Linked DNA regions of Homo sapiens: all the other regions are linked to region 4. Evidence: chromatin contacts called from ENCODE Hi-C or POLR2A ChIA-PET data. All regions are on one chromosome and are shown on one strand. Each heading gives the region's core, a stretch centred on a gene start or an enhancer-like site at or near the end of the contact. The rest is flanking DNA. Distances are from core to core; before and after follow the strand shown.

Evidence for each region. Hi-C counts contacts between places; a loop is a spot of excess contacts on that map. ChIA-PET counts read pairs that join two places held with the same protein, here RNA polymerase II (POLR2A). Pooled maps may share reads with other maps.
Region 1: a map of CD14-positive monocyte shows a loop between it and region 4 (7-fold over the local background). The contact joins the promoter of ANP32A here to the promoter of UACA in region 4. A Hi-C loop is called at or near these places in 1 of 168 maps with a recorded cell type or tissue (CD14-positive monocyte) and 6 of 50 pooled maps. POLR2A ChIA-PET finds 5 or more read pairs at or near these places in 1 of 52 experiments (H1).
Region 2: a loop to region 4 is called in a pooled map, with 4 times the contacts of the local background. The contact joins the enhancer-like site here to the promoter of UACA in region 4. A Hi-C loop is called at or near these places in 4 of 50 pooled maps.
Region 3: POLR2A ChIA-PET joins it to region 4 with 10 read pairs in activated CD4-positive, alpha-beta T cell. The contact joins the promoter of NOX5 here to the promoter of UACA in region 4. POLR2A ChIA-PET finds 5 or more read pairs at or near these places in 2 of 52 experiments (activated B cell and activated CD4-positive, alpha-beta T cell).

The regions. Positions count from the first base shown.
Region 1 is chr15:68,819,605-68,822,304 of GRCh38, reverse strand. It overlaps ANP32A (acidic nuclear phosphoprotein 32 family member A), which reads left to right and starts at 1,410. Exons shown (of 7, transcript NM_006305.4): 1 at 1,410-1,607. The coding sequence starts at 1,554. RefSeq lists silencers at 869-928, 999-1,158, 1,209-1,458 and an enhancer at 2,130-2,700.
Region 2 is chr15:69,757,777-69,760,540 of GRCh38, reverse strand. All of the region lies in intron 2 of LOC107984788 (a long non-coding RNA gene), which reads right to left. Among named protein-coding and RNA genes, the nearest start is that of LINC00593, 76 kb to the left of the region's middle. Within about 2 kb of position 1,365, at least 5 of the 41 ENCODE cell types and tissues checked have a DNase peak (open chromatin) inside an H3K27ac peak, as active enhancers do.
Region 3 is chr15:69,013,072-69,016,044 of GRCh38, reverse strand. NOX5 (NADPH oxidase 5) reads right to left here and starts at 1,350. Exons shown (of 16, transcript NM_024505.4): 1 at 1,260-1,350. The coding sequence starts at 1,309. All of the region lies in intron 2 of SPESP1-NOX5 (SPESP1-NOX5 readthrough), which reads right to left. RefSeq lists an enhancer at 1-243.
Region 4 is chr15:70,762,185-70,765,241 of GRCh38, reverse strand. UACA (uveal autoantigen with coiled-coil domains and ankyrin repeats) reads left to right here and starts at 1,684. Exons shown (of 19, transcript NM_018003.4): 1 at 1,684-1,912. The coding sequence starts at 1,835. RefSeq lists a silencer at 1,510-1,919.

The DNA.
Region 1 (2,700 bases), core at 161-2,660, 1.9 Mb after region 4:
CTATTATGCAACAGTATTTTAACTTTGCAACATACATACTGGCTTATCTCTCCTTTGAACTCCTGTTCCTGAAAAATAAACATATGTATCCAGAAAAACTACCTTGAGGCGTGTGGGGAAGAGTGCAGACATGTAGAAACAAACACTAAAATACAGTCGTGTGGAAAGGTAAGGATGTATCTGTCCTCGTTGACAACAATCCCCGTGGTTTATTAACAGCCACAGGCAGCCAACTTAGTGCCGTAAGTCGGTAACCCAGTGGGCATCGGGGCTTTAAGGTCTCTTAAAACTTAATGTGATTCAAAAATACCCAAGGCAACCACGCCGAAAAACCAGGAGAAAGGGCTCCAGTTAGAGCCTCCTTGGCAACCCAAACCGAACCGAATGACTCAGGTGGACGATTAGAATAAACCGTGCGCCGTTCTCTTTCACTAGGTCTATAAAGCCCAGAAATTATGTTTGGTCCAGAAAACCAGGAGTTATGAGCACCTTCCTTTTCCACCTTTTAATATTCTACATATCTAGCAACGGTTCTTAATCCATGGTCTTCATTCATTTATTGCCTAAACAAGATCTTGGGTGTCTCTTGGTGATCACTTCTTCCAAGCTGACCTAATATGACAGCAAAGTGAAAAGCCTCTTCGTGGGAAGGGTCGCGACCGCGCGGTAAGTCATCCAAAAGTGGAAGCATCTTGCTTTTACTGACTTATGTATACGAGGGTGGCGATGGTGGCGGCCTGACAGGGACGAGGCCGGAGGGGAAGGGGCGCGCGGGCTGCTGGGCAGCCGCGGTGGGGGTGACGGGGGCAGCCACGCTCCCCAGCGCGAGCCGCCGGACCCGGGACCCGACGAGCCCCTCCCGGCATTGCACCCTGACCCCTCTCCTCCTTCCAGGCCTTTCATCTGCCCTCCCGCTGGGCAGCCCGCGGTCCCCGGACCTCAAGCCGCCCGCCTCCTTCCGCAACCCCGTCGCGCCGCCCCGCGAAGCCCTCGGCCGGGCGGGGACCCCGACCCGACCCCTCCGGCCGCGCCCCTCCCCCTCGCAGAACGCACCTGCGGCCCCGCCCCCGGCCGAACGCTGAGGCGGCGGCTGGCTGGCAAGGCCGGGCGGCTCGGCCCTCGAGGCACAGTCACCTTCCCTTCCCCCGCCATTCCGCCCACCCCCCTCACTCAGCCACAGAGCAGCCGCCGCGCTCCTCAGCCGCCCCGAAATCTAAAGGGGTCCGTCTCCGGCACCACTACCAAATGGCCGAGCCTCCCTGGCCGGCTGCGCAGCCCGCCCATTGGTCCCTTCCCCCCCCCGCCGCCACTGCCATTGGCTGTTGCCCGGAGACCCTCGGCGGCGATTGGCTCGGGCCGCTGCCGCTCGTCCATGGGGCCGCAGATCCCGCCTCCACGGCGATCAGGTTAGTGTGCGCCGCGGGTGCTGGGGGCTCGAGAACCGAGCGGAGCTGGTTGAGCCTTCAAAGTCCTAAAACGCGCGGCCGTGGGTTCGGGGTTTATTGATTGAATTCCGCCGGCGCGGGAGCCTCTGCAGAGAGAGAGCGCGAGAGATGGAGATGGGCAGACGGATTCATTTAGAGCTGCGGAACAGGACGCCCTCTGATGTGAGCATTTGCCAAAAATATCTCTGTCGGTCCATTCTCCTACTTTGTGTGTGTGTGTGTGTGTGCGCGCTGGGGGGAGGCACTTTTTTTGGGGGGGGGCGCCCGGGAGGTGCGGGTTTGGGGGTCGGACTGCAAGCGAATTGGCAAGGCTGGGGGGTTGCAATGCCATCCGAGCATGTTCCGGCTGCCGCCGCCGCTGCCCTTGGTGTGTGACTACCTGTGCGTGTGCTCCCGCGTGTGCGAGTGTGGGTGCGAGAGTGTGCGTGCGAGTGTGCACCCATCGGGGGCCGGCGGGCGCACGCGTTTGGGTCGGAGAGAATGAGGCGAAATCACCCTCGGAGATCGCTGCTCCCGTGACTCCGTCTGGGGGGAAGATTAACGAGGGAGGAGGAGGAGAGGGGCTGCCTCCTGGATTTAACAACAAAAAAAGGGGGTTTTACATTTTATAAATGTATCCCCCCTTCCGCCCCCCTCCCGCGCCTCCCCCCTCCCTTTCTCTCGCTCGCTCGCTCGCACACACAATAAGTTTGGGGCTTCGCGAGTCCGGTTTAGTTTCTGATAAATGTGGGCCGAGGCCCCCGGGGAGAGCGCGTGGGGAGGGGGCTGCAGCGGAGTTGGGAATGGCTGGAGTTTAAAGTGCGTCTTCATTTCTTTGCAGTGATGAGGCGAGAGACGGGGGAGCCATATTTGTAACTTTGTAGTGTTCGTGAACGCGCCCTTTCTCTCCCTCCCTCCCTTTCTCTGCCTCCCTTCCTCTCCTCCTCTTTCTCCCTCACTCTTTCCACCCCACCTTCGGGCCAGATGCTGATGTTTCTTCCTTTCCTTCCGAAGGGAGGATAAATTAGAAGGAGGGGGAGGGATTTTCGAACGTGCTAAGGCACAGATAATCCCCGCGTCTCCCTGCCTCCAGCGATCGCTGGTGCAAGTTGCCCAAAGGCTACGTCCCGGTGCCCCCTCGCCCCAGCTCCTTCCGGCTTCCCCAAGATGCCAGCCTTTGGGCCCTGGTGCCCCCCAGCTCGAACCCCCGGCCCGTCTTTCTCAGTGCTGGGCTTGTCGGCAGCCATTCGGCGCCTGCTTAATAAATGGGCACGGG
Region 2 (2,764 bases), core at 116-2,615, 1.0 Mb after region 4:
CACTGAGCCTCTTCTGTTCACTGCAGTCAACAGTCTCCTGACCTGCCTGCTCTTTGAGATCTTGTAACATTCACTTCCCATGTGCTAATTTACTCATGTTACTATCTGACGATAATGTGCATTTTGCAATGTTCTGTTGCAATTTAAAGGAAGAAAGTTATGATGTCTTGAGGATAATGGCACTCTTGGGGCCAAAAGAAAGAAGCTGGAGTCCAACTAAGCTACTTTCTTCCTATCTGATCTCTGAGAAGTTATTACCCTCAGTTTGTTCATCAGTAAAATCAGGGTTTTTCTAGACTTGAATATCAGATAAGATAATCGTCCTAAACATGCTTTGTAAACTGTACAATTGTGGTGTATATGAAGAATAATTAACATCATCTTCATCCTTTCCATCATTACTGTCAGCATCATCAGCATCATCACTGCACTTCTATTTCACTTCCCATGTGTTAACATACCTGGATAACACATATTTGTTATCTCCTAAGCTGGACTGTGGGTCTCTCATGGTTAGGGACCTAGCGGCATACCTCTGAACCTCCTTATCTTACACATAGCACAGGGCTGGGTACACCGTTGATATCCAGTGACTGTTTCTCAATTGATTGATAAACTCAGATGAAAATAACTCAATAGGAGAAAGCTATATATGACAAGGAATCTTTCAGAGGTCCTGTTTTATTTCTTCCTTTGTTGTAAAAATAACAAATGGAAAGAAGTACATTATTAAAGTCAGCAACATCTCTCCCCGCACCTGACAAGAATGGTCTTGCACATTTTTTTTGCCATATCCCTTGACAGCACCAGGACACTTCTCATTCCATAGTCTCATCCAACCTTCAAGAGAATCCTTGAAAAGGAAACAGGGAACCGCAGGTGCATAACGTCCCATTCTACAGTCAAGTGAAGTGAGGCCCAGCAACATGATCTCACTTACTCCAAGATGGAGCATTGAGTCATTGGTAAAACCCCGCCCATGAAGGAGGTCTCCTAACTCTTGGCCCTTGGATGTTTTGAGGTGGACACTGATTCCACTGAAAGAGAATTTTCTACCACTAATCAAGGAGACAGAGGTTTTATAAATGATACCTTATTTATTCTTCATGGTGTCCTTGAAAATGACCTATCATCATCTCCTTTGTATCCATGAGGAAACTGACACTCTGAGAGGTGAAGTGACCTGCCCAAGGTCACGGAGAAGAGGTGGGGCCAGGCTCTCATTTCCCAGTACCCACTGAGCACACTCTAGGCATGTGGGCTGAGCCTACTGCCGGGCTGTGAATCTCTCCCCCCTGTTCTCTGGTTCCTTGATTCACAGGAAGTTCAGGTCAACCACATCCTGCCACGTCTTTGCAGACAAGATAACGATCCCCACCACCACCATTCTCTGTCCCACCACAGCCCAGCAAGGGCAGACAGGCTTCCTTTACTCTTTTGATAACCACTGTATGTCACAGCTAAAAGGGGCCTAACTCTGAGTTTCCCTCCTTTAAAATCATCTGGTCCACATGCTAATGGTCCAGAATCCCCAGGTCATCTCTATAGCTTGAAATAATCATTCTAAAGTAGGGGTCCAGGAATCTGTATTTTTAACAAGCATCCTGAGTGATTCAATGAGTGTTCAAGTTTGGGAAACCACTAGTTAAACCCTGCTGGGATGACTTTTCCCTGTCATCCCAGTAGTGTAGGCTGGGTTGTATCTTTGTCATACTTACTGTGTCTGTTATAAGGGGCCACTGAATGCTACTGAATTTGTACTTTGCCATTAAGGAAGAAGGCCTGGAAAGTTAATTAAGCCAGCTTGAGATCTAACCCGTCCAGCTCTGCATAAGCAAGAGGAATGATGCATTTGGAGGCCCTCCTGAAGAACTCCCAGCATGCCAGCCTAAGTCCACATGTTCATCATCTGAAGCCACCTTCTTGGAGTGATCTGGAACTGACCCTCAATCCACAAACATTAACCTTTAGCCCAGCAGTAGGCAAACTACTTCCTACAAGCCAAAGCCTGCTGCTTGTTTTTTGTGAAGTTTTATTGGCACAGAGCCACACCCATTTGTTTATATATTGTTTATGGCTGCTTTTGCACTACTATGGCAGAATAAAGCCTAAAATATTTACTATCTGGCGCTTTACAGAAAAAGTTTGCCAACCCCTGCATTATCCCATCTATCAACCAGCAAAGCTTCATTCCTGTGGCTGTATCAGATGGCCTCTGGCTTTCCCAGTCATGTACCCACAGTATCACAGCAGCAGAGTGCTTGAGCACCTCGTAGGGACTTTAAAAACATGTTGAATGAAGAACCATCACAATGAGCTATTTCAATTTCCATTATGCAAATGAAAAAAATCACAGCTTTTAGAAACATTAATTATGTAAGCCAAGGTCTAAGAGTTAGAAAGTGCTAGAATTAGACCGGGAACAGTGGCTCATGTCTGTAATCTCAGCACTTTGGGAGGCCAAGGCAGGCAGATCACCTGAGGTCAGGAGTTCGAGACCAGCCTGACCAACATGGTGAAACCCCATCTCTACTGAAAATACAAAAATTAGCTAGGCATGTTGGCAGCTGCCTATAATCCCAGCTACTTGGGAGGCTGAGGCAGGAGAATCACTTGAACCCAGGAGGCGGAGGTTGCAGTGAGCCGAGATCACGCCATCGCACTCCAACCTGGGCAACAAGAGCAAAACTCCGTCTCAAAAAAAAAAAAAAAAAGTGCTAGAATTAGAATTTTTATTGATCCCAGGTACAATATTTTGTCCTAT
Region 3 (2,973 bases), core at 101-2,600, 1.7 Mb after region 4:
TTCTCATCCCTCGTGGCTTCAACATCAGCCAAGGAGCCTCTTTTAAGAGCTTCCTAGGTTTTTTCACACCAGCCCCAGAGAACCACTGTCCTGGGCCCAGCCCCACACACTTCTCCCCACCCCCGACCCAACAATGACTCTGCTTCGACCTTCACTGATGGGCGTTCACTGCCTGTGCAGACTCCAAGCTTCGAGTGCCTGCTTCTCATGTCCCTGAGCTGAAGCCGCCTTCCCATCACTGCCCCCCCAAAGACATTCACACCTCCCACTGACTTATAGCCACCCTTTGGTGGTTTCAAGGCAGCCCTCCACGGCCCAAAAGAGCACTCACCTAATGACTAGTGGTTCCCAAACTGCAATATGTTCTTGCCAGAAACATGAGAGTTTGTAAAAATGTGCATTCTGACTCGCCAACCTTGGTGGGGAGGAGGCAGGAATCTGCACATTTCACCTGCACCCCGGATCTTGTGACCCACGCATGGGTGACCCACCCATGCACCTGGAGAAATGCTGCCCTAGGGGTTAAACAGCCTCCACTTTCTTCATCTCTCGGGACCCTCGGGAAGGCATTCCACAAAGCAGAGAGAATTCTGGAAAAAGGGCTGCATGCAAGTGCTAACGCAGGGAAGGCAGGGAGGAGGTATCTGCTGTTCACCTCCCACTTTTCAGAAACAAGATCAGTGTGGTGGGCCTGTGCAAGGGGAGAGGTAACTCTGGGAAGGGGCTGAGAAGAGACTGGGACAGCCAGAGTGATCTAGGTGGTGAGGGAATAGGGTGGGAAGGAAGGTAACACTGTAGGTAGCAGGAAGGAGCGGGAATCTTCAGATTTCAGAGCTCAAGGGGAACAATGTGCTCACCAGAGGCCAGAATTTACCCCAGGAGACCAGGATTTTAGGTCCAGCCTTGCTTTGCACCAGCTGAATGACCAGCCCACAAGCATCTCTCCAACAAAGGGCTATGAGGACCAAATGAGATGCTGTTTGGAAAAGTACAACTGGAAAGCATTGTACAAATGCTGGGTATTGCTATTACACTGACTTGGCCAGTTCTTTATTTTACAGATGAGAAAACAGACCCAGAGAGGGCTGGTGACTTATCCAAGATTGCCCAGCTTGCTAGTAGCAAGGCAAGAATAGAGCTCAGATCTTCTGATTTCTGCCCAAGGCAGACACAGTTACCTTTTGTAGATCCCACAAAGGCAAATAATCCCACCTTTCCCTTGTCCCTGGCATGGAAAGCTGGACAAATGAGCCACTCACCCTCTACAGCCTTCAGGGCCCGTCTGGGCTGGGTCTCCAGATGTGTTCATCTTCTCCTGTCTTCTAGATCACAGGTCCCAGAAAGACTGCTGTCCATTGAGCTGCCTGCACTGTGTAGCCACCCCCCTGACTCCTCCTCTTCCTGACTCCTAAAGACCTGCTCACACCCACAGTCCCTCATAAAACTGGTGGCTGAGTTGGTCTAGAAAAATCCCAACCAGGAAGCATGGAATGCAATGGGGCAAGAGTTTTATTAGGAAGGATGAGCTGTCTTCCATCTGGCCCAGTATCTTCTCTTTCCTTTCCTCAAAAATACTATGGTGAAGCTAGGTTATCTAGGAACATACTGTGAAAAAAATCACCAACAACTCCAGGCAGGCCCTGCTTATAAGTCAAGCAAGACTTCGCCAATAACAATAATATCAATTATCAACAAAAATGTTTAAGCACTTACTCTGAGCCATGCACTGTGCTAAGAACTTTGCACGTATTGCTCAGTTTAATTCGTAACACAGCCCTATCTGGTGGGTGTTGGCATCATTCTATTGATTAGGGAAGTGAAACAGAGAGGTGAAGTAATGTGTCCAGTGGGCTCAGCACAAATTTTACAACTACATTGGGCTGACTGTGGAGATTGTATAGTTAACCACCCATGGAGCTATACTCAGTCTCAACATATTGTGTACAACTATATTGAAACAGTCACCTGCAGAGGTTCCTAGCCCATAGAGCCTAGGGAAAAAAGTGGGACCTGCAAGCTATTTTGTTTTAAACTTAAGGGAAATTGTATAATTACTTAGGTAATACTGCTCTGCGATTAAAATTCAAAGTGTTTATACTTTTTGTTTTGCCTGGAAAGAGATCAGCTTTGGCTGATAACCCTGGCCATCTGGTGCAGATTGGGATGTCCTAGTGGTGATTTTAGATGTCTCTGGTTAATTTCCAAAATCAGGGAAATGATTAGTTATCATTATGGTTTTGTTTTAAAGCAGAGTGCTACAAGAAATTTCTCCCAGTATGTGGCTCATGGTGGGGGTACCCTAAAGGGATCCTTTGGTGCTGGCCATGTCAAGTCTTCTGAACCAGCAGGGGCTCACTGGAAGCCTCTTTGCTGTCACTCACATATTTTTCTACCCACAGATTCAGCCAGTTCTCATTTGTTTGGGGCCAGTCCCAAGACAAGTTCTACAGAATTTCAGTGATCTTTTGGTAATCTCTGGAAATGGGGTGCTCCCATGCCTGGAGAGCAGCAATTTTGGAGGCTACTTTGACTGTTTCAATAGTTTTCCTGGCAAAGTAAAGAGAGAAATACAAACACATTTCATTAAATCAGTTCAGGAATAATATGTAGGAAACAGAAAATTCTTTTGAGGAAATAAGCCAAGCAGTAAATATGAATTATACTTTCAAGTTATGGCCAGTTAAGGGAAAAAAGCAAGAATGAGAAGATGTGAGACAGAGCTGCCGGTACCCACTGTAATTGTAACTATCTGTGTGTGTCTCTTTCTGTCCCTCTGGACTGTGAGCCCCTAAAGGCAAGATCTGTGCCTCATTAGTTTTGAATCCCAGGAAACTAGCACAGTGCTCACTATATCATGGGCATTCCATGTATGTTTGTGGAATGAATAAACCTGCCTCAATTCAACAAATACTTAGGAAACACTATATCCAGGCCCTGATTGTATACACAGAGACAAGTAAGATAATCCAGCAT
Region 4 (3,057 bases), core at 435-2,934:
GGAGTAGGATTTTCTGAGATGAATGTAGACAGACAGAAGATTATTGGGGGAGGGATCAGTATGCATAAAGATGTGGAAGTTGAAAGCCATGACCCATGTTTGGAGAATGGGCTGAAGAGTAATTCGCTTGGGGTGTTGGCTAGAGAACAGGGTCGCGTCCACGTTATACAGCTTTAAATGCAAAGAATTAGATTTTATTCGTTAGCTGCTGAAGGCTTTTGAGCAAGAGGAGTATTTTTGTAAGACTTATTGATGATGGCTGATAATTTATTGGTGATGGGACAATTAAGAGACTGAAGGTTGGGAGACTGGCTGGGAAGCTTCTGTAATAATAGTCCGGGTATGAGGTAATTTTGGCTCTGCAGTGGCAGTGAGAACAGAGTAACTGACCATACACAGACACTTTAAAGAGCCAACAAGAACTAAATGACTGGAGATCTAGAGGAAGGGGGAGGAATCAAAGAAAATTTTCTTCCAAAGATCTAATCAAGATGAAATTTAATAATATTTTTGGGTAGTTAGTTGTTATTTACTTGTTGTATAGGGTTAACACAGTCTTTGAATGCTGCCTCTCCAAGAAATTCTGAAAACTTTCTTACAGTATTTGAAGAAAACCTTGCGTTACTATAAAGAAACTCTAAAGAGAGCAACTGACCTTTCAGACAAAAAAGAGTCCTTTGTTAGTCAGAAAATGTGGACCGTTTGTCTTTTCAAATGGATGCATGCTACGATAAACGTTTTGCTGGGGGGAAAAATGACTCCAAAGAAGACTTTTGAAGATGTCACCCGAACAGCAAATTATTGGGTGCTGAGCACCTTCCTGTTTCTTCATCCTCTTAAATAATTTTTACTAACCCAGATTTCTAGGTAAGATGATTTAACTTCATCGTATACGTTTACATGTAATGTGTTTCTACAGAAAACAAAAAACCTTTTTGAAGAAAAAAGGGCGTAACTTTTTTTGACAACTTAAATCACTGGCTGTGGGAGTCATTTTTAATTGATGGCACCTCTTCTCCTCCCTCCCCGCCCCCATTCCGTCCCTTTGCTTCCAATACGGCGGATTCTTCACTCAACAAATAAACGAGCACGTAACTTGTACTGTAACTTACTATAACGTCTTTCAAGGTCTTTCTTAACTGTACGTTTTTCTGCACAATCAGCACCTTATTTCTTAGAGACTGTTTATTTCTGGAATTTTTGATGCGTGTGGTGGTTTCCAGGCACCAGGATTTGGTAGTAAAACAGGAGACTGAAAAGAAGTTGCTCCTGAAAGCTGTTCTGTGTGCAGGTAACCAAGAGTCATTTCTAAGACCAGACGGAAGGGAAGGAACTTTACTTGGTAAAGAGCGCGTGGGTGGAAAGAGGAGGGGAGTCCGGGAAGATGAGAGGTGGCAAAGGCGGGACCCCGTGCTCTCTCTAGATCTTAAGCTCCGGGTGGGCGGGCGCCGGTGGCCTGGAGCCCGGCCTGCGCGCATCTCCACGCCTCTGGCCGCCCACCTCCTCCGCCCCTTCCCGGGCTAAAGTTCCCAAACTTTTCCTCCAGCTGGGAGAGGAAGGGTGTTACTCAGTTTAAAAGGGAAGTCCCGCCCCATTCCCGCATTCCGATTGGTCGCGGTTTGCCACGCCCCCGCCAGGGCAGCGGGTCAATTGGCTACGGGAGGGGAGCCCCGCCTCAGGCCTGTCGACGTCTGCTGCCCGGGGCCCGCAGGTGGCAGGCAGGTGGGGCTGGTACAGCCCGCGCCGCCTCTGCTGCAGCCGCTGCCGTCTACTCCTTGCGCGCTGGCACTCCGCAGCCTTTAAGGTTCGCGCGGGGGCCAGGCAAGAGTTAGCCATGAAGAGCCTCAAGTCCCGCCTGAGGAGGCAGGACGTGCCCGGCCCCGCGTCGTCTGGCGCCGCCGCCGCCAGCGCGGTGAGTCCCGCGGTCCGGGCTGCGAGGCGCTCCGCTCCGGGAGCAGCGCAGCCCTCCTTTGCTGGCGAGTTCGCGCGCCGCCTTCCTCTGCTTTTCCTCTGCCAGTTCGGCTTCGGCGGCCCTGGCGACTCCTCCCTGAGGCCGGAGACTCCGTCAGCCCAGAGACCCCGGGGATCCTCCCCGCCGCCGCACCCGAGCCTCTACGGGTCTCTTCCCCACCCCTTTCTCCCAAGCCTCCGAACTTCTGGAAGAAACCTCAGTGGGGCGGTTCTGGCCCCCTCCTCCTAAATCCAAAGTTCCTCGATTGGCACCCCTACTCCGCTCTTTCCGTTGACCCCCCCTCGTCGCTCTCCTCTCCCGGCGCTCGCCCTGCTGCCCACGCCCGCTCGGCCGTGTTGGCTCCCCAGTCCCCGGGGCCGGGGCTCGCACCAGGTAGGGCAGGTGGGCAGGGCTGCGCACCCCGCGCCACCGTGCCCGGACTCCGGACCTTCCCCGGGTCTGAGACAGCGTCAAGCCCTGCCGGGCTGGTGGACGTCCCGTGCTGGCCGCTGTCGTTGTCACTGGGAAGTTTGATTCCCCAGCGAGGCAGAGGGAATCGGCTTAGTCGTAAAGACAAAACCCCACAGGGTGGTGACCCTAGAGGTGGTGAAGTTGGGAGGGGTGGTGGTGATGTGGGTTGTGTAAATCGCACCTGTGGGGCGGGATCCGTGCGGGGCTCTTTCGGTGCTGACCTGCAGCGCGGCCTCAGTGTGCGCGCCAAGGAGTAGTCGGGGCCTCTTTAGTTGGCAGGAGAACAGAAATCTTGAGAAACAGCCTGACCGCAGATGTTGTGATTTAGATAATTTGTCACGTTACAAGAATGGCGATATCATCAAAATTCTATATCATTAAAATAAGTGCCACTTACAAAGTCTTGGAAGAGTCGAACGTAAAGGAGTTGTTATGCTCCAACTGCACAGTTACCTAGTTGGGGTAATTAAAATGAACCTTTACAATTCAACGCAGATTTTACCAAATGATTATATTCTTTTTATCAGAATACTAATTAATCTGCTTCTGCTTTTTTGAGTTAATTCAGTTATGCCTTTCTCTCCACCTATATCGAGGATTATTTTACTTGGACATAAAGGAAATTGTGGAGGAAC